Linked DNA regions of Homo sapiens: region 2 is linked to region 1. Evidence: chromatin loops called from intact Hi-C (ENCODE). Cell type or tissue: GM12878. All regions are shown on one strand. Links, peaks and the distances in the headings refer to the core of each region. The heading gives the core; the rest is flanking DNA.

Evidence for each region. A loop is a pair of places that touch in the nucleus more often than their neighbours do. Peaks named below come from ENCODE experiments on the same cell type or tissue, not always from the same donor. Only the 100,000 strongest peaks of a DNase experiment are listed, where the experiment ranks them.
Region 2: a loop joins it to region 1, with 2.6 times the contacts of the local background. A loop is called at or near these places in 9 of 110 quality-filtered maps.

The regions. Positions count from the first base shown.
Region 1 is chr11:76,361,957-76,377,774 of GRCh38, forward strand. THAP12 (THAP domain containing 12) reads right to left here. Exons shown (of 5, transcript NM_004705.4): 2 at 3,896-4,016. Among named protein-coding and RNA genes, the nearest start is that of THAP12, 11 kb to the right of the region's middle. RefSeq lists an enhancer at 4,131-4,632 and a silencer at 9,377-9,486. In GM12878, for the core only: no CTCF peak of the experiment used is centred there; a DNase peak (open chromatin) is centred at 9,435.
Region 2 is chr11:76,670,957-76,686,774 of GRCh38, forward strand. It overlaps the pseudogene GUCY2EP. Among named protein-coding and RNA genes, the nearest start is that of LRRC32, 8.1 kb to the left of the region's middle. RefSeq lists a silencer at 1,668-1,907 and enhancers at 2,568-2,617, 3,964-4,043, 15,269-15,563, 15,483-15,818. In GM12878, for the core only: a CTCF peak has its summit at 3,606; a DNase peak (open chromatin) is centred at 3,825; H3K27ac peaks cover 1,280 bases.

The DNA.
Region 1 (15,818 bases), core at 7,919-10,418:
ATTTCTGTATCTCTTTCAAGTCCTAATCATCTTATGAAAGAATGATCATACTCTACCCTACTTCCTGTTAATTTCATCCAACTTGGCTAGAAGCTGGATGCATACTTAGATGGTAACGGTCCTACTGCCAGCCCTGAGGAGGCTGAGTAAAAGACAAGAAGCTTATTAAGAGGGACAGTAATAAATAACTGCTATTACACTCCCCTCAGACAGTCCAAAGAATAGTGCCTTTAATTTCTTCCTGAATTTGGAATGATAAAGATAAGACATACTTCATTTAAATAAGCTTTCTTTGAAGCAGTGATTATTTCAAAATATCTAAGCATGCTCAAAGAACATGCCAAACAAAAATAACAACTTCTAAATTTGTTCACCCAAGGAAGGGAGGTTGGGAAGACATGAAGGGAAAACATGTATCTAAATGGAACACACTATCTTGGGTTGTACCCAAAGAGTTGTTAAACACATTTGGGATGAATTTCTATTCAGAGTCAATATTTTCTAGTTCAATTCCATGCCATAATAGAAAACACAAAGATGATTCTCTGACTTCCTAGTAACACTCAACTTCTAGTGCTGGGCTCGTGATCCTGAGTCTACTAGGGAGGCTGAATGAGGAATTGGTTAGGGACACAATCACTGAAGGGAGTACAAGTTATTATATTCAAAGCTCCCCCATCTTTCACACCGAGCAAATGTCCCCAAAATAAGCAAAAACACATACACAGTCAATTCTTGATATCTTACTAATTATTAAATAAGGAGGGGAGGAATAAAACATTTTAACAAATTTTTAAAAGTCAAATCAAATTGATTTTCTATTTGCAAATAAAGCAAAGATATTATAGATCAGAAAACAGAATGTATGAATGAAAAAAATGACATTTTACAAATATTTATTTTGGCCAGGAATGTTGGCTCACACCTGTAATTCCAACACTTTGGGAGGCCTTGGCCGGGTAGACGGCTTGACCCCAGGAGTTCAAGACCAGCTTAGGTAACACGGCAAAACTCCATCTCTACAAAAAATACAAAAATTAGCGAGGTATGGTGGCATGTGCCTGTAGTTCCAGCTACTTGGGAGGCTCAGCGGGGAGGATTGCTTGAGCCTGGGAGGTCGGGGCTGCAGTGAGCCATGGCTGCGCCACTGCACCCCAGCTTAGGCAACAGAGTGAGACCCTATTTCAAAAAAAAATAATAATAATAAAAAATATAAATATCTATAAGGACACATGCCAAAAAAGACAATATTCAAATACTACGTATGATACCAAGTATCTCAGTATCAAGATTTAATCTTTAACTGCTGAATTAAGGTTTGAGCATAAAAGAATAATCTTACTCTAGCATCAAAATAATAAAATATTTGGCTCCGGCCAAATTCAGTAGTCATGAATGTTTACTGATGAAATCTTTTTTTTTTTGTCTGTTTAAAGACAGGGTCTCACCACCATGTTGCCCAGGCTGGCTCTGAATTCCTAGGCTCAAGCAATCCTTCAGCCTTGGACTCCTGAGTAGCTGGGACTACAGACACGTGCCACTGTGCCTTGCTACTGATGAGATCTTCAATGCCAAACTAATAAAGCCAAAACTCTTAAACATTTAGATACAGATATCAGAAAATCCAGGGGTTTTTGTTTGTTTGTTTTTGAGACACAGTCTCACTCTGTCACCAAGGCTGAAGTGCAGTGGCACAATCTTGGCTCACTGCAACCTCGGCCTCCTTGGTTCAAGCGATTCTCCTGTTTCAGCCTCCTGAGCAGCTGGGATTACACGTGTGCACCGCCATGCCCAGCAAAATTTTTTTTGTTTTGTTTTGTTTGGTATTTTTAGTAGAGAAGGGGTTTCCCCGTTGGCCAGGCTGGTCTCAAACTCCTGACCGCAAATGATCTGCCCGCCTCAGCCTCCCAAAGTGCTGGGATTACAGGTGTGAGCTACCATATCCAGCCCAGAAATCCAGTTTTTAATAACAACATCTCCTAGACGTATAGAAAGAACATTTTCTCACATTTGCGTTCATTTATTCAAGATTGAAGAATCATTTAGAAATTAAAAAAGCAAACCTGGCTCATCTTTCTGTTCTATTCTCTAACTAAAGAATGTAAGAATGAACTATCCTTTAAATTTCTCACAATCTGGTTAGAATTATCTAATTAAGAGACCATATTTATTACTAAAATAAAAATGCAAAAATGCATATGGCAAATGTATTTAAAATAATTTGGGATATTTTTACTTCATGTCAAGAACATAAAAGTAGTTTGCCTTTTAAACATATGAAACCTTTTATTTTGGTTGATCATTATTACCCTTTTAACAAATCAAGGCAAAAATATTCCTCAAATATTTGTGATTAAACTGTTGAACCGGAATTGGCTCACCTCCCAATGACTTCACAAGTATCTGCTTCAATTAATTTTGAGAAATAAAATAACCCAATCATTCTTTAGTTTTCTGATGCCTCTGCAAAATGTATCTGAAAAAAATATCAAAATAAATTGCTGCATAACAACATATAGTGTACCTTTGAATCAAGTTTATGTCTATCCCAATATCTGAGGTGTTACATTAGTTACACTGAAACAAGTCTGCTTCATTTCAATCAAATTTGCCTTATTTGTGCCTTTTATAAATCACAGCAAGAGAATCACAGAGGGTTAAAAATCTTAGAACTCAGGAATTACCTGGCCTAATCTCCTTATTAGGAACTGGGGCCCAAAGAGGGGAAGTGACTTGGCCAAGCTCACACAGTTAACAGTAGGTCCTGATATGAAATTACATATTATTGATGAAAATGTTTTTCCACATTACCTGGATAATTTGTTTACCATTATATCTACCACATAAAAATTAAAAGTTGGTTCTAATAGTACATACAAAAACATGAAAACAAGAGCTCCATTCCGAGATGAAAATTTTACTCATAAAAAAGCTCTAAAGAGCTCCAAATAAAAACACCAACTTTACCTTAAATAAACATATACTTTTATAATCATCTAAAATTTTCCTGAAGACTAAATAATATTTAAAAGTGGTTACCTCAGCCGGGTGTGGAGGCTCATACATGTAATCCCAGCACTTTGGGAGGCCGAGGTGGGCGGGTCACTTGAGGTCAGGAGATTGAGACTAGCCTGGCCAACATGGAGAAATCCCACCTCTACTAAAAGTACAAAAATTAGCTGGGCGTGGTGGCACAATGCCTGTAATCTCAGCTACTTGGGAGGCTGAGGAGAGAGAATCGCTTGAGCCCAGGAGGTGGGGGAGGTGGCAGAAGTTGCAGTGAGCTAAGATAGCGCCACTGCACTCCAGCCTGGGTGACAGAGCAAGACTGTCTTTAAAAAAAAAAAAAAAAAAAGTAGTTACCTTGGGTGAGTAGAAATGGGGCACCAGGAACCGAAGAGTTTTGTTTTGTTTTGTTTTGTTTTAATCATTTTGAGTTTTTTTTCCAGACAAGCGCTCACTCTGTCGCCCAGAGTGGAGTGTAGTGGCATGAACACAACTCTCTGCAGCCCCGACGTCATGGGCTCAAGTATCCTCCCATCTCAGCTTCCCAAGTAGCTGGGACTACAGGCATACGTCACCACACCTCGCTAGTTTTTTTGGTATTTTCTGTAGCGACGGCATCTGGCCATGTTGCCCAGGCTGGTCTCAAACTCCTGAGCTCAAGTGGTCTTCCTGCCTCGGCCTCCCAAAGTGCTGGGATTATAGGCCCCCGGCAAAATCAGGATTTTAAGAACAAAACAGATACTTTTCAGCTCCAAATCTGTCTTCATCTTAAAGTGGCAGGATATAGGAATACCTTCCAACATTGGTAAATACTTACATTTCCAACCAGACACAGTGAGAGAGAGAAATCAAGTCAAACAGAGAGACACCAAGCTCTTCTATTACTCACAGTTCTACAGATCATAGAGGTCTCAAAATGTTTGGCACATAATCGATAATGTTTATTTAGCTGATCAGGTGTTTTATCTTCTAAGTCTGCTCTCCTACAGTTCTCCACCCACTTCTGGCATCTATAAATAAAACCAAAATACAATTATGAAAATGAGCTCAGCATTTAAATTTCAGCCTTCAGTTTTAAGGCAAACATACATTAATAACAACGGATTCCTGCTCCCCTCCCTGAGAACATAATTTGGAGAATTTGATTAATAACAAAATAACAGTTGGAAAAAACCTTAGAAGTCATTTAGTACCAACATTTCAATTACAGACAAGGTTAAGAAGTAACTTGTTTGGAGGGAAGTACAAAATCATCAGCAGAACTAGAACTGAAACCTGCATCTTCCAACTCCCAAAACATCAGAGAAGATTCAACCATCAGCAGAACAAGCAGAAAGCTGCATGCACAGCCACAAGGCTCACAGCTTAACATTCCCTTCAGGATTTCAACTTCAACAAGCATACAAAACAACACTGTCACTGTAGAAAATCAGCAATTAGGCCGGGCGTGTTGTCACGCCTGTAATCCCAGCACTTTGGGAGGCCAAGGCAGGCAGATCAGGAGGTCAGGAGATCGAGACCATCCTGGCTAACCCGGTGAAACCCCGTCTCTACTAAAAATACAAAAAATTAGCTGGGCGAAGCGGCGAGCGCCTGTAGTCCCAGCTACTCGGGAGGCTGAGGCAGGAGAATGGCGTGAACCCGGGAGGCGGAGCTTGCAGTGAGCCGAGATTGCGCCACTGCACTCCAGCCTGGGTGACAGAGCCAGACTCCGTCTCGGAAAAAAAAAAAAAAATCAGCAACTAGATGTTCTTTAAATAACTAGTTTCTAAGGGAAGCATAAAGGCTGTATTCGTTTATCTTCCTATGAACACAAATTATTATCTACAGTAATACGTGCTGACTAGATTGCAAGCTCCATGAATGCAGGGACTGTGACTACACAATCTAGTACACAAAAAGTGTTGAAGACAGAGAACAAGACAAAGTCCATGCCCTCTCGGTGCTTAAATATTTTCAGAAAAGCTAATAATAAGCACTTATTATGAGCCAGACACGTTCTAAGTCCTTTCCAAAGATGGGTACTATTAATATCCCCCTTGTGCAGATGAAGGCACAGAAATATTAAGTAACTTGCTAAAGTCACAACTAGATCTTTCCTCAAATTTCTTTTCTTTTCTTTTTTTTTTTTGAGACAGAGTTTTGCTCTTGTTGCCCAGGTTGGAGTGCAATGCCATGATCTTGGCTCACTGCAACCTCTGCTTCCCGGGTTCAAGCGATTCTCCTGTCTCAGCCTCCCAAGTAGCTAGGATTACAGGCATGCGTTACCACGCCTGGCTAATTTTGTATTTTTAGTAGAGACTGGGTTTCTCCATGTTGGTCAGGCTGGTCTCGAACTCCCGACCTCAGGTGATCTGCCCGCCTCGGCCTCCCAAAGTGCTGGGATTACAGGCGTGAGCCACCGCGCCCGGCCCATTCCTCAAATTTCTAAGAATAAAAGTTCTGCCGTGGATAAACAGTATCACAAATTATTTTTTTGAGATGGTGTCTTGCTCTTTAGCCCAGGGTGGAGTGCAGTGGTGTGATCTCAGCTCACTGCAACCTCTGCCTCCCAGGTTCAAGCAATTCTCCTGCCTCAGCCACCCAAGGAGCTGAGATTATAGGCGTGCACCACGACACTCAGCTAAGTTTTGTATTTATAGTACAGATGGGGTTTCAGCACGTTGGCTAGCTTGGTCTCGAACTCCAGATCGCAGGTGATCTGCCCACCTTGGCCTCCCAAAGTGCTAGGATTACAGGCGCGAGCCACTGCGCCCGGCCCAACATATTCCTTTATAATTAAATCACAGTATTTTTTTTTTATGTTTTAACACTATTGTCCACCTCCCCCCAACATACATGCCCCTGACACTTAATTCTCTCTACTCTAAAAATGTCAAATCAAGGTAAAATGCTATGATTTTTAAAAAACTACACCTAAATTGTACAGCATTTCATTTGACCAACAAGTATTACTGCTCACAGTAACGATGCCTAAGATGTTCACAATTTAATCACACTTTTACACAGTTGTACATTATGATTATAAACATTTCATGTTTCAAAATCCAAATATTAAGTATAAAAACGATCTCACTATAAAATAATTTGCCATACTGCTACAGTTGTTTGTTTTTTAAATTCTTAAATCTCTGGAGACCTTCCACACAGAGCAATACTGTACATATTACCTCCGAACTAAGTTGAAACAGCTTTCTGATATCAACAGCAACTCTTATTCAGACAATCAAGAACAGAATGGGCATCAGGCAGAGAGCCTAATCAAATACACCTGACTTTCTATATGAACTACTTAAGAATAAATCTAGTGAAAGAAGTGCAAGACCTCTAATAATCTTTTTAAAGCAAACTTAAATAAATACACAAGTTTATGAACTGGCACACTAAATTCCAAAGATGTCAATTCTCCCCAAACCCATTTACTAATTCAATATAATCACAAGCCCAGTAAGTTTGTGAGAGAGAGCAAGAGAAAGAAATGACAAATTATTCTAAAACTTTTTATACACAACATTAAAGAACCAGGGATAACCAAGATAATCTTGAGAGAGAGAGAGGAAAAAGGAGGTTGAAAGAATTACACTACCAGATATTAAGACTTACTGTAAAGCTTATTAAGACAAGTACTGGCAGAAGGACAGAACAGTGAAACAAAATAGAGCACTGCAGATACTTAAAGGTAGCTCTGAACAGCAGCAAATATGGATTTTTCTTTTCCAATAAATAGGGCCGAGTCAGCTGAATATCTACATGAAAAAAATAAATCTTAACTCCTACTTGTACACCATACACAAAAATAAGTTCCAAGTGATTGGAGATCTAAATATGAAAGGTAAAACAATAAAGCCACTAAAAGATAACACAGGAGATTATCTTCATGACCTTGGAATAAAGATCTCTTAAGGCAACAGCACAAATGCTAGAGGAAAAGATATATAAATTAGGCTACTTTAAAGTTAATAACTTTTCTTCATTAAAAGAAGCCATTTAAGAGTGAAATGGCAGACCACAAAATGTCAGATATTTGCAATACATATATCTAACAATGGACTCACATTCAAAATATATATGAAGAACTCCTACAAATAAATAACCCAACATAAAAATAGGCAAGGGGCCTTGAACAGGCACTTTATAATAAAAAGGTTATAAAAATGGCAATACATAGATGAAAAAAAAATGCTCGATCTCATTTGCCATCAGGGAAATGCTAATTAAAGCCAAAACAAATTACTACATACCCACAAGAATGACTACAATGTAAAAGAGGTAATACCAAATATTGGGGAGAAGGTGAAGTAACTTTGCCCATCAACAGCAGGATGGATAAATTGTGGTATATTCATTCAATGGAATACTACTTGGCTATGAAATGAACAAACTATCTACAATCTCACAAACGTAATGTTAAGCAGAAGAAGCCAGGAGTACATACTACATGATTCCTTTGATATGAAATTCTAGAACAGGCAAAACTCATTCATAGTGATTGTTCAGAAAAAGAGTTAACACAGCAGACCTCAGGCTGCTGTCCTTAGAAAGGCCTGTTTGTTAAGGACCTTGGGCTGGTATCCGGGAACTTGGTTGGTAAACAGTTCCATACACAGAAATAAAATTTTTCCTAACTGATAATGCAGCTCAATGTGCCTAGACTGCTTGTGCAAACAAGCACACCTGCTGAACACCTGCCATCCCTTCTGGGAATTTGGAATTTTATTATATGCCAGGCAGAGGCTGCCTATGTGATCAGGACCCAGTAAAAACCTCGGACACTACGTCTCTAACGGTCTTCTCTCCACAGAAACACGGCACGTGTTGCCACATTTCCACCACTGGGGAAAAACGGGCTCTGGGTGACCCCCTCATGGGAAAGACGGAGCATAGGGAAGCCTATACATGGATTCCTTCAGACTGTGCCTGTCTTTTTCCCTCATGATCCAGATGTGTATCCTTACTACAATGCAATAAATCTTCACTGTGAGTACAACCATATACTGAGTCCTGCAAGCCCTTCTAGTGAATCTTTAAATATGGGGTGGTCTGGCTCCGCCTCAACACAGTGATGGAATAGCAGATACATTTGGGGAGGGTAACAACTGGGAGTGGGCACAAAAGAGGCTACTGAGGTGCTGCTAATGTTCTATATCTCAAACAATAATAAAGCTTCCATTCATTCTCCCTCTTCCCCCCAAAACCTAACTAATCCAAGGTATGTGAAGTCACAGTGGCTACCACTGGGGAGAATGGGATAATGGCTGGGAGAACCATGAAGCAGAGGAAGTTTGGGACGCTAGTGATACTCTATTTTTTAAAAATCCCGGTGAAATTTTCATGGATATGTTACTCTGAAAATCCAACATGATGTACAGTTATCATTTGTGATCTTCTGTGCATATGTTTTTTGGGGTTTTTTTTTGAGAGAGAGGATCTCACTCTGTTGCACAGGCTGGAGTGCAGTGGTGCAATCTCGGCTCACTGCAGCCTCCATCTCCTGGGTTCAAGCGATTCTCCCACCTCAGTCTCCCATGTAGCTGGGACTACAGGCACACGCCACCATGCCTGGCTAACTTTTTGTATTTTTTGTAGAGACGGGGTTTCACCATGTTCCCCAGGTTAGTCTGAAACGCCTGGGTGAAGTGATCGTCCTGCCTCGGCCTCCCAAGGTGCTAGGATTACAGGCATGAGCCACCGCACGTAGCTCTTCTATGTATACGTTTTTACATGAATAAAATTATAAAAATTATATATGACCGGGAGGCTGAGGTAGGAGAATCACTTGAATCCGGGAGGTGGAGGTTGCAGTAGGCCAAGATCGCACCACTGCACTCCAGCCTGGCAAGAGAGCGAGACTCCGTCTCAAAAAAAAAGAAAAAAAAAAAAAATATATATATATATGACCACAATAAGTGTTTTCACATGTGTATTCATATGTGTATTATGAATATGTATATATATTTATATACATACATACCCACTTACATACTCGTCTCAAATTTTTACCAATGCCTCCCCTTTCCCAGCTCTCCCTGTCATTGTTCTGTTCCCTGTACTCCAGATTTTGTAGACTTTTCCCTTAGCACAGTGGAATGACTCCCCAAATCCATCTGCTTCTCTCCATCAATAACACCCTGGTCCAAGCTACCATAATTTTTTACCTGGTCTACTAGTATCTCTTCCAAACTGGTCATCTGCCCTTCTCTAACCCCTTCTCCGTGCTGCAGAGCATTTTTTAAAGCCAATTTGAGAATGTCTCTCCCATGCTTAAGCTTTTAGTGGCTTCTCATTACTCTCAGGATAAACAACTGTGTTCACTTCTATCCTGGGGCCTTCCCTGCGCTGTTTACTCAGCCTACTACACTCTTCTTGCTGCTTTTTATACACTTCCTATGCACAGTTAACTATGACTCAGCCTTCAGATCTTAGCGCAAATGTCATTTCTTGAGGGAAAGTTTTCCTGACTCACATGTGTACATATATGTGGGTGTATGTGTATGAATATGTATGCACACAGAAAACTCCAGGCATTTAAGACTTTCCACCTCTCCATGTATAATATCTCAACTCCCTACATTTATCTTACTATATTATTCCCACAGTGTAAACATGCCCTAATGTCTCCCATCTTTAAAACTCTCTTAATCCTGATCCTCTTTATAGCAAAACTTGTTAAAGCATCCATTTGGACTGCATCCACTTATCTTGTTGTACTGTCTCCTTAATCAATGCCAAGGAGGCTCCTACTCTATCCCTTTTCCACTGAAACTGCTCAAGAAAATTACTAACGACCCTATCCTGCCAAATCCAACGGTCACTTTCCTGTACAGATTTTATTTCATTTTTAACTTTTCTTTTTTTTTTTTTTTTTTTTTGGTGGAGTCTTGCTCTTGTCGCTCAGGCTGGAGTGCAGTGGCACAATCTTGGCTCCCTGCAACCTCTGCCTCCTGGGTTCAAGCTACTCTACTGCCTCAGCCTCCTGAGTAGCTGGGATTACAGGCACCCCCCACCATGCCCGGTTAATTTTTGTACTTTTAGTAGAGATGGGGTTTCGCTATGTTGGCCAGGCTGGTCTCGAACCCCTGACCAGGTGATCCACCCGCCTCGGCCTCCCAAAGTGCTGGGATTACAGGCGTGAGCCATCGTGCCTGGCCTATCTTTTATTTCATTTTTAAAGTAATGAGAAGAGGTGTCATTATGTTGCCCAGGTGGGTCTCAAACTCCCGGGCTCAAGCGATCCTCCCGCCTAAACCTCACAAAGTGCTGGGATTACAGGCGTGAGCCACTGCGTGCAGCCACTTTCTGTACACACCTTAAACACCTTCAGCACTAGTCAACCATCACTGATTACTTCTTTGTTTTGTTTTTGATGTTTTTCCCTCATTGGTTTCTTACTAATGCAGCATTTCTAAAAGTGTATTCCAAGGAATCCTGTTCAAAGAATTGCTTCTAAAAAAAAAAAAGAGAGAGAGAGACAGGGCCTCAATCTGTCGCCCAGGCTGTAGCACACTGGTGCAATCATAGCTCATTCTAAGTTCAAACTCCTGGGTTTAAGCCATCCTCCTGCCTCAGCCTCTCAAAGTGCTGGGATTACAGGCCTGAGTGACTATGCCCAGTCAGAACTGTTACATTTAAAAAAAAAAAAAAAAAAGGGACCGGGCATGGTGGCTCATAATACCAGCACTTTGAGAGGCCAAGGCAAGAGGATCACTTGAGGCTAGGAGTTCAAGACCAGCCTGGACAATATAGGGAGACCTTGTCTCTATAAAAAATTAAAAAATTAGTCAAGTGTGGTGGCGTGCGCCTATGGTCCCCAGCTACTTGGGAGGCAGAGATGGGAGGATTGTTTGAGCCTGGGAGATGGAGACTGCAGTGAGCAATGATTGTGCTCCTGCACTCCAGCCTGGGTGACAGAATAAGAACCTGTCTCCAAAAAAAAAACAGGGTTCCACGGTCAAAAAAGTTCGGGTAATACCTATTTTATCCTGTCCTACCTGCTCTTAAGGTTTTAGACATTTCTGCAGGGCCTTTAAAAAAGTTAGCTAACCTCTCTGTACCTACTTTGGTCATCTGTAAAGCAAGGACTACCTCAAAATTTACTGCAAGGGTAACATGAAATAATGTATATATAACAGAGAAGTATATAACAGAGCAGTGCCTGTCACAAAGAATACACTACGTAAGTACTGTTCCAGCCTGGGCAACATGGCGAAACCCTGTCTCTACAAAAAATATAAAAATTAGCCAGGCATGGTGGTATGTACCTGCAGTCCCAGCTACTTGGGAGGATAAGGCAGGAGAATTACTTGAGCGCAGGAGGCAGAGGTTGCAATGACTGGAGATCGTGTCATTGCACTTTAGCCTGGGTGACAGTGAGACACTGTCTCAAAAAAAAAAAAAAAAGGAAAAAGAAGTACTATTATTACAACTCACCCCATTGTTTGGAAGATTAAATGAGTTGATATGAAAGTACTTCAGGCTGGGCGTGGTGTCTCACATCTGCAATCCTAAGACTTTGGGAGGCTGAACAAGGGGGGAATGCTTCAGCTCAGGAGTCCAAGACCAGCCTGGGCAACATGGTGAGACCCTGTCTCTAAAAAAAATTTTTTTCAAAAATTAGCCGGGGGTTGTGATGGGCACCTATAGTCCCAGGTATTTGGGTGGCTGAGGCTGGAAGATTGCTTGAGCCCAGGTGGTTGAGGCTGCAGTGAGCCATGCTCCTGCCACTGCACTCCAGCCTGAGTGACAGAGTAAGACCCCTCAAAAAAAAAAAAAGTTTGAAATTTGCTGCTCACATTTTAGAGCAGCAATTCTCAAACTTCATAGTCCCAGGATTCCTTTGCACTATTACATTATTGAGGACTCCAAAGATCTTTTATGTGGATTTTACCTAACAACATTTATCAGAAAAATTTTAAAAATATTTATTAATTCATTAAAATACCAACCTTATGTTAACACAAATAACGTTTTAATAAAAAATTGCATTTTCCAAAACAAAAATATTTAGTGAGAAAAATGACACTTCTTCATTTTTGCAAATCTCTTTAACGTCCAGCTTAACAGAAGACAGCTAGATTCTCACATCTGCTTCTGTATTTAATCTATTGCTATATGTTGTTTTGGTTGAAATATATGAAGAAAATCTAGCCTCATAACGATATGCAGTTAAAAAGGTTATTACAATACTCCTCTTTTTTCCATATAATTGTGAATTCTCCACAAGTGGTAGTTTCTTCAAGATTAGTTGAAATGTGACATCTGAGACCAGACCAATGAGCTTTTTCATGCCCTAGTACATAAAAAATCCCATAGTCTATCTTGCACTTTTATCCATGTATGTCTCTGTAAAACCATAAATTGGTCATTTGGAAAATATTAGTTCAGTGAGTTATACATACCATATAAATGTTAATGCAATTCATTATACAAAAAAAAAAAAAAACACATCAGTATCATCAGTGATCTCACCAGAAAAGTCTTTAAGTATTAGAGAGCTGTCAAGCTCACAGTGGCACATAAATTTTCCAAAATTCTAATTTTCAACTTGAATGCTCAAATTATCAGTTGTTCTCCTTGAAGTGGCAGGCTTGTTTATTTCTGAGAAAATGTCTACTGAACACTCAGATCTGAATAATATTTAGAAAATTCTAGAAAACACAACACAAAATTTATCAAAGCAATGATGCCATCATGTTATGTAGCAACCCAAAAATTCCACTGTCCACTCCTGAGAGACCAAATATGAAAAATGCAAATAATATCAGTGTTATTATGAAAATAGTTCTGACATTGTGGACTCCCTGAAAGGATCTTGGGGATTGCTATGGTCTGAATGTCTGCATCCCCTCAAAATTCATATTGAAACAATCCCCAGTGCAGTGGTGTTGGGAGGTGGGGCATCTGGGAGATGACTTAGGTCATGACGGGGAAGCCTTATTTGCCCCTTCCGCCATGTGAGAACACAACAAGAAGGCACCATCTAAGAAGCCAAGAGTGAGCCCTCACCAGATGCCAAATCTGCTGGTGACTTTATCTTGGACTTCCCAGCTTCCAGAACTATGAGAAATAAATTTCTGTTGTTTAAAAATCACCTAGTCTAAGGTATTTTGTTATAACAGCCCAAACAGGCACCCTCACGAGTCCCCAGAAAACCACTGTTTTACATTTCACAAAGTAGAGCACACCAGCTCTCAATCAGCCTTCATTAAATTGCCAGAAGAACCTTGGAAGCCCTCACCCATCTTGGGTGAGTTAGTACTAGCTGCCTGAGGAGGAAGAAGAGAGCTTCAACGCCCATCTCACTCTAATCAGAGCAATTCATTAGCTCTACCTGTACCATCTCCTGGTTTAGGAAGAGCTCCACTGTGAGCTGCCTCACAGTGGCAAGCCTTGGCATTAGGCAAGCCACCCTGGGGCAATCAAGACTTAGGCTTTTTTTTTTTTTTTTTACTTAAACCGTGTCACTGACCTAAGCTGGGTTGATTATTTCACTTTTTTAAAAAAGAAGCATATTAATGCCACGTTTTCTAAAACAATAAGAACTATTATGGTATGTGATTCCACACCATACACTTTATTAATTACACTCTTGAAGTTTAAATTATTTCTAAATAGCTGTTTCTAAAAGCATGCATGGAATTTATAACTGATGACTGGGAAATGTACTGTTTTAATAGCATTAAATATATTCATCTTTATTGTTTGTTAACAATGTTAGCATTTGAAGACTAGACTGGCAATGTCACCTTTTATCAACCTTCCCTACAACCTGTTTATAGAAGAAAAGGTGGGGGGGGGGTGGGTTAGAACTAATAACCCTAAAAATACTGTTATTAATTCAATAACACCTCTGGAAACTACTTCTTTGTTATAAATAACACTGGGCACAGTGAAATGGAAACTATCAAATACAGTAGAACTTAAAATCATGTAGTACGAGGAGGTTTGATTTGGATAAAAAGACCTTGAACATATTAAGTTAAACAAGCCAGACATAAAAGGAGAAATATTGTATGATTCCACCAATATGAGGAATCTAGAACAGGCAAATTTATAAAGACCGAAAGTGGATTCGAGGTTACCAAAGGCTGGAAGGGCAGGGGAATGGGAGGTTATTGCCTAATGGTTACAGTTTTTGTTTGGGATAAATGAAAAAGTTTTGAAAATAGTGGAGAAGGTTGCACAACACTGTGAATGTAATTAACGCCACTGAATTGCACACTTAAAGGTTAAATTAGCAAATTCTGTTGTATTTTACCAAAATTTTAAAAATTAATGTATATACCCCAAATCGTACACTTTACATGGGTGAATTATATGTGAATTGCATCTCAATAAACATCTTTTTAAAAAGAAATTCATGATTTGGTCTTGAAGCATTCAAAGGAGTCTAACGTTGAAAAGGGCAGAGACTTCGTGTGATCCTGGGAACAAAACTAGGACCTCCAAGGCCTCAATTACAGGAGGCAGATGTCCACTCAATACAAGGAAGAAACAACAGCCAAAGCGTCCAGAATCATCACGTGTCTTCTCACAAAGGGGAGGACTATCATTAGAGGTGTTTTAGCAAGGGCAAAGATGCCCATCTGTCAGGAATGCACAGGGCCTATAAAGGCCCATAAACATCTTTGTCTTCGAATGCTAAATTGTGTCTATGTTTTTTTTGTTTTTTTTTTTTTTTCAGGTAAGAGTCCTTATGCTAGATTCTCAAAAGGGATAATAACCCTAAAAATGATAAAAGTCACTATTATTGAGAAAATTCCAGTATTTCAAGTGAGATTTCACTAGATCTAAACACTTCTTTCAAATCTGAAACTGTAAACCCCTATAGACTATACTCCCCTTAAGGAGTGTAGTCAAAACAGGATTCACTACATATTAATACAAATGACCTGTGGTCCAGAACTGACTAGGGGTGCCCTCATTATGGAAGTGAAATAAACCTGTAAGAATGTCTTTGGGCTAAAATTTGGGTAAAAGGAAGATAACGCATAATGGGGCAAGGCCAAGTCAGACTAAGATGCTCCTCTCCTCTGTTCCCAACTGCTACTCCTCACTGTACTGAGCGAGTTCTTTCCCATGTCTCGGAACTTAAAACACTGGGAATGCCCCAGGACTCAATCCTCAGATCTGTTCTTTGCTCACTCCTTAGATAACCTTAACCCGTACCACGGTTTTAAATACCCTCTATAAACTGAGAACACCCATATTTACAATTTCCGGTTTGAAAGTCTCTGAATTTCAGACTTGTATATCCTATTCTCTCTTCAAGACATCTATTTTCTTTGAGGTGAAATTCTCATAACATAAAACTAACCATTTTAAAGTAAAAAACTAATGGCAATTAACACATTCATCATGTTCTGCAACCATCACCACTACCTAATTCTAAAACATTTTCATCACCTCAAAAGGAAACCTTGTAACCATTAATCAGTTGCTCCCCACTCTCCCTTTCGCCCAGCCCCAGGCAACCACTGATATGCTTTCTATCTCTATGGATTTACTTATTCTGGATATTTAATATAATAGAATCATACAACATATAAGCTTTTGTATCTGACTTCTTTCACTTAGCATAATGTTTCTGAGGTTCACCCATACTGTAGTATGTACTGGCACTTCATTCCTTTTCATGGCTAATATTTCATTGTATTGATATACATTTTGTTTATCCATTCAAGCACTGATAAACGTGGCTTGTTTCTACCTTTTGACTATTGCGAATAGTGCTGCTATGAATGTGTGTACATTTGGTTTTTTTGAATATCAGTTTGCAATTCTTTGGATATACGCCTAGGAATGGAATTGCTGGG
Region 2 (15,818 bases), core at 2,418-4,917, 300 kb after region 1:
ATGAGAGGGCGGGAGGGAGAGGGGTTGCAGAGGAAGCGCCGTGGGAGCGAGGCCCATCCCAGCGGCCGCCGCACGTGCAGTTCGCGGCCCCGCGGGGTCCGGAGGGGGGCGCGGTGGCTCTAGGAGCCGCAGGTCCACAGAGGAAATCCGGCCTGGCCCCGATTTCCCAGCTGCTGGCGCCGCCGCACTTAACGCGGGGGCAAACAGGCGAGGTGACGGCGGGGCTGAATGCGGAAGGAAATGACCCTTCGCTGGCCCTGGGGCGGCCGCGGAGGGGGTTCCCCGCACCAAGCCGTCCACTCTGGTGGGTCCTGGCAGGTCACTTTTCCTCTCCGGATTGTGCTCTAGTGTCTGGACCCGTACTCCTCCATCATCTGCGGGACCCTTCAACAGCCTGTGAAACGGCACCATCAAAGTCCTGTTTTCGGATGGAGAAGCTGAGGCTAGGGGTGGGGGCAGTGTGTACACATGAAAACCAATTGTCTGAGACTAGTAAGGTCCCTATTTATAGCTGGGGAACCTGAGGCTCAGAAAAGGTTAAATGGCGTGTCCAAAGTCAACACAGCTAATAAGAATCAGTGATTTGAGCCCAATCTGTTCATAAAGCTAAGTCTGATTCAGTTTGGGCATTATCTTGCCCGAATTTTTAAAGTACTGTGCAAATATGGGGTGGCGGTATTGTCATTTAGATTGGAGGTTGAAGCAGATCTTTCCCAAAGCCACCTCTCTTCTAGATGCCTTGACCCTACCAAATCACAGGTACCCTGCCTTGCTGCCTGTGGACTCTAGTATGCGGGTCCCTAGAAGAGAGGGGCCCTGGCTGTCCTCCAGGTCCTGGTTCCAAGTGTAGAAGGGGCCTCTTCCACAGTGTTTCTCTTCCCTGATCGTCACCAGCCCTGAGAGTGGGGCAGGGTGCCCCATTTTACATGCATGAAAGTGACCACCCAGGGCCTTGTGGCAAATCAGGGTAAGGCTGGGCTCAGAAGCGGGATTCCCTGAAGTCTCTACAGTTACTGCCTTTTCTTACCCCTGTTCAGTCCACTGTGGAGATGGATCTGGGGAGATGGGGTCAACCCAGAGAGGACAAGCCATGATAGCAGGTGCCATAGGGGCCTGACCTAGTCTTAGAAGAGGAAATCAGGGAAGGCTTCCCTAAGGAGGAGGCCTGAGCTGCAGTGAGGGGATGGGCAGGAGGTGCAGGTAAGGAATCTCTCAGCAGGGCCTGCGAAGGGTATCCAAACCTCTTTCCCTTCCCTCCCAGCCACCCAAGGCCTCAGATCTATGTCCACAGGGTCCTAGCTGGTCCATCCAGCCCCCTCTCTGGTCTCTAGTGCTCCATTTGGTCAAATGGAACCTCAGTGCCCCTATCTGTAAAGTGGGAAAGATAGTAGCTACTACTTGGAGTTGGTGCTAGAACTAAGTGCAATGGATCCAGCTGGAGCCTGCACCCAGTGGTTGTTAGGCAACTTCTCACTGCCTTTATTGTGGCAGTTGGTGGATACTCCTATATCCTGTGGGCTTCCTTTTCCAGGTCCCTGTCCAAGGGGCCAAATGTTCAGGAAAGTGCTTTGAAGCTGCCCTGCAGTATGAGCAGAGTGACTGGATCATTCGGGCAGTTCCTGGCCTTGTGTATCAGACCAGCTCCCAGCCATCCAGACCCAGGCTCGCTGAGCACTGCCTCACCCTTCCCGGAGCTGCTACCAAGCAGAAATCACTGGGCCATGGCAGAGCTTCTGCTAGGGCCCAGGAGGGCGGGGCTGGGGCTATGGTGGGCTGGGGGTGAGTGCCCCACCTCCCACTCCCCCGCCCCCAGAGGCTGTGGTTGTGGTTAGTCAGCTCGTGGGGTTCCACCTTACTCAGTGCCCGGATGGGGCTCCCCCACATTTGAGGCAGATGGGCAACCAAGCGTGCCCACCTGCTGCAGATGCCTCTGGGGACCAGGGGCTAAAAGCCGGGAAGCCCACAGGCTCAGCGCCCCTTCCTTCATCTCTTCACTTCTTTGGCAGTCATGTTGTTGTGTGACTTTTGGCAGGTTGCTCAGCCTTCCTGACCTTGGTTTGCTGACCTGCAAAGTGAAACTAATTACAGTACCGGGTGTATGAGGATGGCCTGTAATGACACGTGTGAAGTTCCTGGTCGCGGGGGCCTTTGCTCAGTAAACATGACCTCTCTCCTCTGGTGGGCCCAGGACAGTTGCTGAATAAAAATGCCCAATGCCTACTTTTTTGGAGCTCCCAGGCCAGATGAGAGACAGATGAGAGCACAGAGGATGATTGAGTCCAGAGGCCTTGAAGGCCAAGTCTAGGAGGCAGAGCTTGAGTCTGCAGGAGGAGGAGTGGGTGGAAACTGAGCAGACTCAGGCTTGCCTTGCAGCCATGTGGAGGGTCTTTTAAAGGCCACCAAGTCCAACTTCCCATCCAGTGTCACTTAGCTTCTGCTGGCACACCTCCAGAAATGGGGAGTTCTCCTGGGCAGCCCATCAGCAGACAGCTCAGTCTTCATGGTGTTGATATTTTTGTGGAAATGCTTCCATTCCTTCATGCATTGTCAGTGAAAATATAAGAGATGCATCTCTTCCTGTGTCCTCGGGACTACCATTCTGTAATGAAAAAACCCACTCGGGCACCAAGTCAGGCTCAAAGCTCCCTGGGAGGATTTCACCTCAGGCCAGATTGAAACCTGAGGGTCCTACGCAGGAGCAAGTGGCCCAGAAAGGTGATGATGTGCACATCCTGTGTGACCTTGGACAAGCTGCTAAAACTCTCTGAGCCTTGCTGTCCTGATCTAACTGTAGAGCCAGAGTGGAAAGGACCATGGCACCCTAGACTGACAATTTAGTCTCCACTGCTGTTTGCTGAACCCTCACTGTGGGTCAGTCCTTCATCTCATGTGGCAAATGAGAGTAAAGACAGCCATAGACAGCCTTCCAGTTAGGTGTCTTTATTCTCAATGACTGACCAGGAAACTCAGAGACCTTTATTCTCAATTACTGACCAGGCTCAGAGAGGTTAAGCAACTGCCTAAAGTCACACAGCACAGCTATGGAGCCAGTAATTGAACCGAGGTCTTCTGATTTTCAGGCCAGGTCTCAGTGCAGAGATGTGGCTGTCCTCACTCCCTGCTTCTGCCCAGCACCCACATGGGCCCCTGAGAGTCTGGGAGTTCCCTCACGAGCCCCTTCTGGGCCCTGCCTTCTAGGGCAGAACCCTGGGTTCCCCAGTTCTTCCCCTGACTCCCCTCCCTTTCTCCCTAGGGCAAATGGACTCAGGCCACACCAGCTCTAGGCCACCTCCTGGAGGGGCAGGAGGATGTTATGAATGGCCCAGTGGTGGGGAGTAGCTGGTCTCTTGAGTGGGAATATCAAGGGCTTGCAGGACCAGGCCTGGGGCCAGGTTCTTTACTTATCCCCTGCCCATAGCCATCTGACGAGGGGAGGCCTATCTCTGCCCCCCTTTTACAGAAGAGAGATGAAGCCTGCAGGGACTCTATGACTTGCTGGTGGTCACACAGCAGACACAGTGGGCATGCCCATCCAAGTCCTCAGGCTCCAAGTCCTCATTCGTGGCCAGAGAATGAGGACTTACTCTGCGGGTTTTCTGTTCTTGATGGAGGCACAAGGCACCCCCTCATGGCAGCACTTAGCGTTACCAAGGCAGGGGAAGCAGGTGCTGGTGAGACCCCATATACCCCGCAGCCACCACACGAAAGGCTCCTGGTTCAGAGTCCCGTCAGTGACTACTGTGACTGAAGGGACTGGAGGCTCCCAGAGGCCCCAAGGGAGTTGGGGGGATGGACCAGGCAGGGCAGGATCAGAAGTGTCTCCACAACCTGATGCTGTGCTGAGCTGTGGACCATGAAACCGCAGCTTTCTGCAGCACCAGGCTGCTGGGAACCCGAGGTCTTGTGCCTTTGAGCCATGCAACTTTTTCCTCTGTTTTAACTGCTTAAAGGTTAAACCTGATGTACCCTTTTCTTGATGATCCAGTGTTTATCACTTTGGGCTTTGGTTATGGTCTGTGAGGTCACAAAGTGTCATCTCCAAGGTACTAAAAACAGCAACGAGCCAAGGCCAGGATGAGGTGGCTGCAAACACATGAGCTCCTAAAAGCACCACTCACAGGAGCCGGGTGCTGGCATAGAGGAGGAGAGGTGGCCATAAATTTCAGAGAATCTTCCCAGCCTCCTCTAATCCCATGCCAAGAAATATGACAGATTCTAGGCCCAGAGAGGGTGAGGACGTGGCCCGAGGTCACACAGTGGGCCGAAGGTCTTATTCTCCTCCTCCACTTTCTTCCACAGGCCTCACGTGGGGTGCTCCTGGGTTCACACAGCAACCTCTTCAGAGGTCTAGCCCAGTTCTTCTCAAGCTTTGGCAAGCATCAGAATCCCTGAGGACTGGCTAAATAGATTGCCAGGCCCCATCCCAGAGAGTCTGGTTCAGTAGGTCAGAGGTGGGGCCCGGAATCTGCACCTCCAGCAAACCCTCAGTGGCGCTGATGCTGCCAGTCCTCAGACCACCCTTTGAGACGCACTGCTCCAGGGAAGTACCGTGATGATGAGGGGCAGGCAGGCTCTGCGGTGGGGCTCGGGGCAGGCCCTGGCCCCTGCTGTCATAGTTGCCCAGCTTTCACCTATGAAGTGGAGATAACGCCAGCCCCTCCCTCACTGCATCGCAGAAATGAAGGAATGAAATGTAAAGGTTATGGTTAACAGGATTATTAATCTTTCTTACTGTGAGTAATTTCAAGTCGGGAAGGGTATAGGCTGGGCCAGGCAGCTTTCTAATGCAGCTGTCATATTGCAAGCCATTCAATCCTTAACTACACCCAAGAAGGTAGATATTATTATTATTATTATTATTATTAGCAGCAGCTCCATTTTGCAGATGACACATGAGGAAATGCAGCAAGGATGAGTAATTAACTTAAGCTTGCACAGCCAGTACAGGTGAGTCCAGGCAGTGGGGCTCCAGCGCCTACCCACTGAATACTCGATCATTTCGTCACTTGAAGGAGCATTAATGAGCCCAAAGAGCAAATTATCTAAACATTCTGTGTGTAGTTGTGTTCCCCCTCCCATCTTAGGTGGGGTGAGGAGGGGACTGAGAAGGGCAGAACGGAGGAAGAGAAGCAACCTGGGTTTAGGAGAGAGACCCACCCGCATTCCCATCCTCGCTGCGCCACTCACTGCTGTGTAACTTTGGGCTGGTGGCCTCACCTCTGAACCCAGTAGAGTGAGGGCAGCCATGGACAATGGACCACTAGGGCAGTTTGAAGGGTGAGTGCGTTTGTATTAAGCTGTTCCTCACCAGTCAATGGCACAGCTTGCGGTGCTCCCTGCCCCGGTCAGCATTTGAGGGTTTTGGCAGCAGCTATGGTCTTTGTGCTGGTTTGTTTCAGGGAGAGAGAAGTGGTTTTCAAGCTTTCCCTGGCTGTGGTCAGGGGATGTAGGGAGGAAACCTGCCTAGAATGTAGCTGTGGCTGCCCCTCAGGGACAGTATGGGTAGGCAGCATGAGGGTACAGCGTTCCTCAGGGGGGCAGGTGGAAGCCCTCAAGGGGCAAGTGAGGGGGCGAAGGCCTGGGCACACCCAGTTGTCACTGGGACAGGGTCTTCTTAGGCACAGGTCACAGAGCCCCCATCTTGTCCTAGTCATGTTGCCAGCTTCCTCATGACCATAGGATCTTCCTAGAGTCCTTCAAGTATTATCCATTGAGGGGAAGCTGAGGCTCTACAGGGGCAAGGAGGAGGCAAGAGGGGGCTGCCCTCTCTGCTACATTGGATTTTCACCCCCTTCCCCTATGACATTTTTCCACCTGCTGATGAGAGCCACATGCACTCGCCCCACAGACATAGTGCACCTGCAACAACAGCCCAGCCACAGCCACACACACATCCTTCATATGCACCCTCAGAGGCAACATGAGATGCACAGGGCCACGACTCACGAAAGCAACAAGCATGCATCGACCTCATACACGAATTTCACGTAGGCACACACACGATTCACAAACATTCAGACATTTCAGAGACGCCCTCAAAAGTCACACAGTCACCACACATGGTTACATACATCCTGCACAAATCCAACTCTCAATTAAACACATGTGCAAAACACAACACAAACATGTACATTGAGCATACACCGTGTACACACACTATATCCATACATCCTACACGAACACCACACTCACAAACATACCAGACACATTGCACACAAACACAGCTCACATCCAGTATGTACAATAAAGACTTAAAATACCAAGGCTCCCCAAACCCAGTGCACACACAGCAGAGAGCACAGATAAGCCTCTCGTCTGTGTGCATGGACGTGCACACACGCACACACGTGAGCATGCCTGTACACACAGGCACAGGTGCACATGGTCATGGGAACTAGGCTGTCATCTCGCGTGGCTTGTGACTCTGATTTTTCTCAGAAGCAGACCACACATAAGTCAAGTGGCTTCCACTAGGGCTGGTTTCCTGAAGTGAAAAAGGAAAGGAGGGGAAAGGACATAGTTTGGGCTAAATTAGTCAGACAGACTCCTTTGGCCTCCCAGGAATCTCATAATTAATCCAGCTGGGATGCTGTGAGCTTCAGGCCCTGGGAGCTGGGCTGGGGCTTCAGAATGCAGAGTACTGCATCCTGTCTCCTGAGGGATGGATGCCAGGCCTTGTCCCCAAGCCAATCCCTCTGAAGGTCTGGAAGCTTAAAAAGGGGTTATGTGGCCTCAGGGCTGCCACTCCCTGACCTCTTCTAGGCTGTGTGACTTCAGCCTGCTTGCTGGTTTTTCTCTCCTGTGGTGCTGGGGTCAGGAGACCCGGATTTGAGGCCTGAACCTGACTCCCAAAACCAAACTTGCCTCTGCTGGCATCAGTGACCACCTGGCCTCCTGGTGGATGGGCTGTGCTTCCTGCTGGCAGAGGCAGCACCTGCCTCCTGGGGAACATTCTGGGCAAGCCCTCTTGTACACGCCCCTGTTTCACAAGCCCCTTCTGGGTCTTCCAGGTTCCCTTCAGCTGTGGCCCCCTCCTCTCATCTCCTCCTAGCCAGACCCACAAGGGAGCTACCTGCAAGAAAGCCACTCTTGCTGCCTCCATTGCCTCCACTCTCCACCTGTCTCCAGCCCCTCATTCCAGCAAGCACATCCATGGCAGAACTGCTGTGGCCGGACCGAGGGACAGTGTCCACGTCCCTTGGCTATGTTCTTCACAGCTTCCCCTCCTCCTTTAATGGCCTTCTTCCCGTGGCACCTTGGAACACCCCCTCCTGGCCCTCCTCTCTCCTCTCTTGCATCTCCTTCAGGATCCTGCTGCGGGCCCTTCTCTTCCTCCTCCACCTGATTTCTAAAGGTGGAAGCTCCCGGCTCTCACTCCCTCTTCGGCCTGGCGTTTTCTCCCCTGGCCCTTTCCCCAGGGCTGCTTCCTGGCCCAGGATCTCTTTTCCCGCTCATCCACTCAGGCCCCACATGGCAGCAAGATGGAGTCTCTCCAAAACACAGGTTTGACCAGGTCACCCTCCTGCTTAAAAGCCTTTGATGGCCCAGGGCGTCTGAGTCCACGTCACACTTCCCGTTTTCCTGTCTCTTTCACCACACATTGGGGCCAGGTTCTATATCACGAACCCACATACATCCTCCACCATCTCCTCTCCCCTTTCTTGCTCTCCCTAGCTGTGCCCAGTTAGCTCTATCAAAGTCCCTCTCCCTCTCTCTTTCTCCTGCCTCTCCCTCCCCCTCTCTCTCTTCCTTCCCATCTATCTCTCCCTCTTTCACCTGATTTAGAGTTACCAGAGGTGAGGGCTGCAGAAACTACCTTGTGGGGTTTCCATGCCATTAAAAGGAAAAAAAAAGCCGAGCCTCCAGTTCAAAAAGCTCTTCATTTCCCTGCTACATAAGTCCAAGAGGCCAAGTGAGAGGGCATGGTGGCTGTGGGAAGAAACAGCCCTCCAGTGGGCTTCCCCAGGCGGGTGGCCAGAGTTCATTAGTTTCTCCGCCTTTTCATTCTTCCGTGTCCCACCTACCCTGCAAGTTCTGACCTTGACCTGGGCCCATAGCACACTCTGGCATCTGCCCCCTCAACTCTTCCATCCACATCCAGAGACCTGGCTGCTGGCCTTGGCTTCACCTGGCCTCACCTGCCCCGTCCTCTGCACCCTACTCCAGCTCCATTCGCTGGGCCCTACCTTGCAGCTGGTGACCTTGTCTGAGTCACCTTTTTCCATATAGTATTTGGCTGGGGCCCATAAGGCCACCAGGGTGGTGCAGGTGGTGGGGGCTTTGGAGTTGAGGTCCAGTTCTGCCACTGGCTTGCTGGGTGACCTTGGACTGAGTCTCAGTAGCTGCATCGAAAATAGAGAATAATCTTTGCCTTGCATGATGGAAGTGAGAGGTACATTGCAGATATTCCATCCACATTAGTTCCTTCTTTCTAGTGAAATAAAGACCCTCCCATGGGCTGCCCACAGGGGAAGCCTTGGAGTCAGTGCCTGGGGAGACCTGAGCCACCCCTTTAAAGGGTTCCTGGACCTTGGACCAGTCTTGTAGTTGTTCTTTGGGTAACCACCAATGAATAAGGAAGCTGAGGCTGGGTGCTGGTGGGCTGGGGACAACACGGAGATTTGGGGATGAGGGGTGATGGGAAAAGGATGGAGAAAGGTGAAGCAGCTGCCAGGGAAGGGACTCCGGGAAGGAGAACTGAGGCTTTAAAAAGTTCATGAAGTTTGGCTGCGTGGTGAGCCATGATGCGTTGTCTTCTCTGGCTCCCAGGAATTCTTCACCAACTCTCCATTTCTCATAGTTGCACTGGGGAGTTGGATGTGGTTTTAGTTTCTGTCAAAGTGAAGAGTGTGGGCTCAAGGTGAACACATGGGAAGAACAGAGACTGCCCTCATGGCCAGCTCCCACCAGCCCATGTCTGTAATAACAATTCTGAAAATATGCTGAGACGATATTGTGATGTTCCTCAAGCTGGAAGGATTTTGTACCCGGACACAATAGTGATGGGGAAGGTTATCTCCAGGCCACTGGCTCCAGGCCTTAATGGGTAAATATAACTACTAAAAGGAATACTTTTTAGAATAAAAACTCTCTAGGTTGAAACTGGGGGTCAGAGGGATTTGGAAGGACAAGACGGGCCAGGGCATAGGGATAGAAAGGGGCTGGGCAGCCAGGGGAGAGAGCTGGCAGGGCCAGCTGGCAGGAGCTCCTCAGCAAAGGCCCTTGGTCATCAGTAGTGCACACTTGCTAAGTCGAAAAGTGACGTCGCAAGGTCTGCGTTGCAGGTAGATTAGGGGTGGGAATAGAGGCAAGAGAGCAGCATGAAGCCTGGTGCCCTTGTTGTGGACCGAAGTCGGAGACCATCGTGGCAGGCCGCACAGGACTTGATGACTGATTGTGGAGGTGGTGGAGAGCTGTCATGAGAAGGACAGGGAAGAGAGGGCCATCACCCATTTCTGCACCAGGAGACCAGGCAGAGCAGTCAGGGTAATTTGTGGCTCACGGGGAAATGTCCACAGATCAGAGATGCTTCTCCTGTCTGTAGATGGGGCAGTCACAACTGCCTCCCAGGAGAGAGTGTGATAGGCCACAGGAGCCAGCATCCAGGCAAGAATGGTATACGATGATCGCCTATGCGTTATGTCATAGAAAATGTTAGTGTCTGGAGGCTGGACACATCCTGGACACACGCCAACTTGGGCCAGGCCTTTCCGGTGGGGACAGGACCCTGAGATCTGCTGTTTCACGATGCACAGGGGCCAGGTTCCATATCCTGGAGCCCACACTCTGCACTTGACAGAGCCAAAAACCACATCCAGCTCCCCAGTGCGCCAGTGAGAAATGGAGAGTTGTTGAAGAACTCTCTTTGTGCTTCAGTCATTCAGGGAAGTTTCCCACGTGGGACTCCTCCGTGGGGTGCCCCATCACTCCATGTATCCCCCTCCTCCCTCTCCCTGCTGGGCAGCGGAGCCCCGGGAGCCTGCGGGCTGGGGAGGGGCCCACGAGTCTCCTGGGTTGCCAGAGGGGCTCCTGGTTCACTCTGGAACAACTTGCCTGCCCCCTAGTGGATTGCTCAAAGAGTCTCTCAGGCCGCGGAAACCTGCGCTGGTCCTGATGGAGAGACTGGGGCCTCCAGCAAGAGGGACTTGTGCAGGGAAGGCCAGGTCAGAGCCTACATGGGAGGTGGCATGGCCAGCCCTTGAGAAGGAGCCGGGCTTGGGTGTCCCACAGCCCCGGGGAACGCAGCAGCCCATTTGGTTTGTCAGTCTCCTCTCAGAGCCTCGTGTCCTCACCACTCAATGAAGATGCAGGGTCCTGAGACGGTGCACACAGCAGGTGCTCAGTACATGTGTGGCCTTTCCCTCCTTCTCTGTGTCACTTCACCTCCCATTCTATGAGAGTGTAGACTCCACTCTGTCTTTTGAGCAAATCTTGATTGTCATGCACGTGGATTTCCTTAAAGGGAGGCTCACCTGCCACCACAGTAGCCTCCTTCACCTCCCCTGATCTGTCATATTTCTTCCCCACTGAACTTTACTGGCCAGACCCTGGGGTCACACAAACAGGGTTCAGATCCACCTTTGCCCTCCAGAAGCCCCCTTCTGCAGGGAGAGGCTGACACAAGACCATACCTAGAGTGTAGTCAGTGATGGACAGGGTGGCCCAGGGCTGAGGGGCCAGAGGAGGTCCCCCTCCCACAGCACGTTGGGATGAAAGGGAGTGTGTCAGGGAAGGATTCCTGGAGGCAGTGGCAGAGGAACAGAGATTTGGAGAGGAAGGAGTTAGCCAGAAGGAGTGGGAAACAGGGAGCTGGGAAAGAGCCTCCAGGCCGGTGCAGGGGTTGGAGGTGAGGGCATCCACTGCAGCATAAGGGCAGTGGTGAGCAGAGGCAGGGCTGCGAGGGGAGCCATGAGCTGACATGCTGCCTGTGCCTGGTGTGCCGGGATCCCAGCTAAGCATCAGATCAACCAAGCTCAGATGCAGAGAACAGCAGAGGAGAAACCAAAAGGCGACCTCAGGAGCTGGCATTGCGGGAGGGGAGATTATTTATTCGATGCCTTTGGGCTAGTTAGTTCCTTAATTTGTTCATTCATCAATTCAGCTTTCTCGTACATGCCTCTTCCTGGGCATTGGACTAAAGGAAGGAACTAGATAAGGTCCCTCCTGTCAAGTGAGGATCAGGCATGGCAGCTACTAATTCCATACCGAGGAGGACTGGGAAAGGGTTTCAGGAGAAGGTGGCATTTTAGGTGGACTTTGAAGGATGTAGAGGCATTCACCAGGTGTTGAAAAAGGGACAAGTCATCTAGGTAGAGAAAATAACAAGAGCAAAGATGCCGCATCATGAGGGGTTTGCAGAAGTGTAAGGAGTGTGTCATAGCCAAACAGTTGGTTGTGTAGGGGGCAGATGAGGTGGGGCCAGCATGTGTAGGGCCTTGAATGCCAGGCTAAAGTATTTGGGCTTTTCTAAGGAGTCCATCTCAAAGTGTGCCCACCTGCAGAACCAGGGACCAAGCAATTCCAGATCACCCAGCCCTGCAAGGACCTTCTGGAAGCCCATAGCTCCATCTGCCATAGTGAGAACCCAACCTCTAGAAATGCCAGAATGTCCCCTTGCTGGGAATGTACTCCAAGGGACAGGTGAATGGTCACAGGCTGCTGGGGGGAAGGCAGGGGGCCTTCATTGGCACCAGCTGGCATTGACTCATCATGAAAGCCATGACTTGGGGCTCCATCTCTGGGGTCCCATCTGAGCATGTGCATGGAAGCCCATGCGAATGCCGTGCTGGCTCCTCCTGAGGGCTTCCTCAGACTCACCTGGAAGGTGCTGTCCTCACCCCTGTTCTGCAGAAGAGGAAGTTGTGTGCTCACTGAGGCTGCCTCCCCTGGGAACCCTCCAGGGACCATTGCTGTTTTTCTGGGCTTTTGTAGCCCTGCATCACCACCTCAGATCAGGAGACAGATGGGCTGACACATACAAGGCACTTCATCCTCCAAGCCTCCAGTTCCTCATCTGTAAAGTGAGCAAATAACTCTCATTTTAGAGAGTGGGCATGGTTGAGACAATATGCATGAAGCTCCTGGCACACACCTGGCCCACAGCAGGTAGCAGGTAAGTGGGGAAATAAATGAGACATAAAGCCTCCCAGGAGGAAACGGCCAGCCCCGGACTGGGGCATGATGCAGGATCCAGGTGGGCATGGGCCTTCTTCCTTTGTCCCTAGCTGATGGAGGAAGGTTAGAGAGAGGTGAGAACCCTGGTGTGTGTTGTGGGGGGGAAATATGGTTTGGCTGTGTCCCCACCCAAATCTCATCTCGAATTGTAATCTGAATGACGTGTCAAGGGAGGGATCTGGTGGGAGGTGATTGGATCATGGGGGTGGTTTCCCCAGGCTGGTCTCATGGTAGTGAGTGAGTTCTCATGAGATCTGGTTGTTTTGTAAGTGTCGGGCGCTTCCCCCTTCTCTCTCTCTCTCTCTCTCTCTCTCTCAACACCATATAAGAGTTGCCTTGCTTCCCTTTGCCTTCTGCCATGATTGTAAGTTTCCTGAGGCCTCCGCAACCATGCAGAACTGTGAATCAATTAAACCTCTTTTGTTTATGAATTACCCAGTCTCAGGTAGTATCTTTATAGCAGTGTGAAAACAGACCAATGTAGGGAGTCTAGTTACATGCAGTATGTCAGCTCTGGAGCCAGAGTTTCCTCCTAGAGTCCTTAGGAGCCTCTAAGAACAGAGCTGACTCAGCCCTTCTCAGCAAGGGCAGTTGAGGGAGTGAGCAGAGGGGCAAGAGCTGCTCCCACCATACAGCCTTCCAGAGGGCCCAAGAGCATGAAGACCCATGGCTGAATCTAGACACACCCTGACAAACAGCACACATGCACACAACAGGTACTTGGACACACATCACACATATGGATACACATGGTATGCACACAGATACATGTGTCACTGCCCCAGATTTTGGGACAGGAAGGGATGTACCACTGCCCCAGATTTTGGTGCTCAGACACGCTCAGACACATAACATACACAGTAAAGCCACATACATGTAGACACACCAAGGCCATAAATGCATGTACACAGAAACACACGGACACATAAATGCACATATACACAGACAACATGCACAGATGCCCACAGATGAGCACATACATGCAGACACAGACACAATGACAACCCACACATGTCCACAGGCATAGGCACAGGCTCACTGTCACTTGCCTGCAAAGGTCCCTTTCAGCTCTGGTGTCCACTTAAATATACAAGGTCACACAGATCTGTTCACCCACCCCACCCCCCAAGTCACATCTGCACCACACTTCTTAGCTGAGCGTGTGTTCACACGCACTGCCTCCTTGATCTAACAGCAGCCTCATAAGGCAGTTAGGGCAGGGGCCTGGACCCTCCTGTGCAGCGAGGAACAGAAGGCCTAGAGGCGCCAACAGACCAGCCTGGGCCACTTGGCTCCTGGCGGGTGTCTTAGTCAGCTTGGGCTGCTGTAACTGAATAACACAGATTGGAGGGCTTCAACAATAGATATTTGCTTCTCACCGTTTTGGAGCTTGGAAGTCCCAGATCAAGGTGCCGTCAGGGCCTGGCACTGGTGAGGCCTCTCTTACAGGTTCGCAGATGGCCCCTTGTTGCTGTGCTCTCCCTTGGTGGAAAGAGCTAGCTCACTGGCCTCTTCTCACAAGGGCACTAATCCCATTTGTGAGGGCTCCAGCCTTATAATCTGATCACCTCTCAAAGGTCCCACCTCCTAAGCCATCACATTGGGACTGGGGTTTCGACATAGGAATGTGGGCGGAGAACACAGGCCTTCAGTCCACAGTAGGAAAGGGGAGTCCTGGTTGAGCTCCAGTCTCCTCCTGCCCAGCTGTGGTGCCAGGGCACAAACCCATGCATATGCTCATGGATGCTCACGGCAGACACACAGCTATGCACCCAGAGGGGCTTCAGGAGTCACCTAGACCATGTACTCATTTTACAGATGAAGAAACTAGAGCCCTGAGAGAAAATCCATAGCCCTAAAGGGGGCCACCCAGAGGGCCTGTGGAGAAACCAGGGCCACATCTCTGTCCCTTTCCCCCACCCCACCCCACAGCTGTCCCACACACACAGACACAATCACACACAAGCCATGGGCACATTCCACAGATACACGCGTGCAGATCCTCCCTGTTCAACACTCCTGCAGGCTCGCAGGGTCAGATGTGGTGTTTCCACAGTCCTCTCATTTAACTCTCATGATGATATGGGATGTAAGAGTAACTGGCTCCGTTTTGCATTTCAGGAAACTGAGGCATAGAAAGGTTAGGCCCAAAGTTGCACAAGTAGGGACAGGCAGTGGCATCTCCCAAAGCCAATTCTACAATCACCATCACATCCTTACATACCTCTTGTCTCTTACACACACACGCACACACACACACACACACACACAGGGGCACCCTGGCGTCTGTGGGCACAGCAGCCCTCAGGCAGAACATTTTCCCAACAACCACCACTTCAAAGTTTTCGTACCAGCTCCCCGCTCCTAAGGGGTCTTTTGAGGAAAGGATAAGTTTGTTTGGGGCTTAACCTGCCCACTTGGCCCCGCCCCTCTCCCCTCAGTTGGGGAAATGAATTCCACGTGTGCCTGATCTTGCCTGCTCTGAAATCACCCGCGAGGATTTGGTGAGCACTCTTTGATGTTGGAAGCCAATTTAATAAGTTGGCTGTTGGGTTTTTTTTTTTTCTTTTTTTTTTTTCTGTAAGACAGAACTCTCATCTCAGTTTCCTGAAAACTGAGGAATTCTCACCTTCCCTCCTCCATCTTGAGTTTCTGAGTTCCTGTGTCCCAAGGCCTGGACTCCTGACACAGTGCTCACAGACACCCGAAGGTTTAGGCTGCCTTGGGGAGGAGAGGCAGGGAAGGAGGCAACGTGCTGGTTTGGGGAGGAGAGGCAGGGAAGGAGGCAGCGCACTTTGAGCATTTCCTATGGGCCAGGCCCTGTGTTAGAAGCTCTGAATCCTCTCAATGCCCCTTTCAGAGATGACAAAACAGATATGTTGCAAGTGGGAGGCCAGCTGAGCCTGGAGCCCTCGTCTGCCTGGCTTCTCTTCCTCGTCCTAGCCTTGCTTCTGCCCAAAGCAGCTGTGCCACCTGGGGCAAATGACCTCCTCCCCCTGGGCCTTGGGCCCTGCAGCCAGCAGTGGGCACAGGGCTCCTCAGGGTCGGCTCTCATGGTAATGAGCTCTCTGCATCAAAACCATTTGCCGAGGACAAAGCACCATGTGAAAGGAGGGGAGGGTTTCTATTTTTATTGTTTTGGTGTTGAGAGGCAAGTTCAGCTCTAGGATTCTTATGGGAATGCATCAATTACTATCACTCTGGGCACTTAGTAACAAGCACCAGGTTGGCCACCAGGGAGCTCAGCAAGGAAGTCTTTGAAGGAAGTGGAGCAGGGAGGGGGAAGGGGTATCCACAAGAGGCTCCGCGCTGGTGCAGGCACCTGCCCCACACCGTTCTACTCAGGGCCTGGCCAAGCTCTTCCCGGAGCTCTGGGTCCCTGCCGTGTCCTGATGGGCTTTGGCAAAGTCTGCCCTGATTTCTTGGTTTATGAAGTCTTACTAAGGGTCTCTGGAGAAAAAGGAGAAACAAGAATCACAAAGCGACCACTGAAAGCCACAGTCGTAGCTTTTACAGCCCCACCCTGCTGACGGGGAGCTCCTTTCACTTCCTTCGTGCTCCTGGGCCGCGAGCAGCCCGGCCATGGGCACACGCCACCTGCCCTGCCTTGAACTTTAGGGATCTGAGGCTGGGAAAGGTGAAGT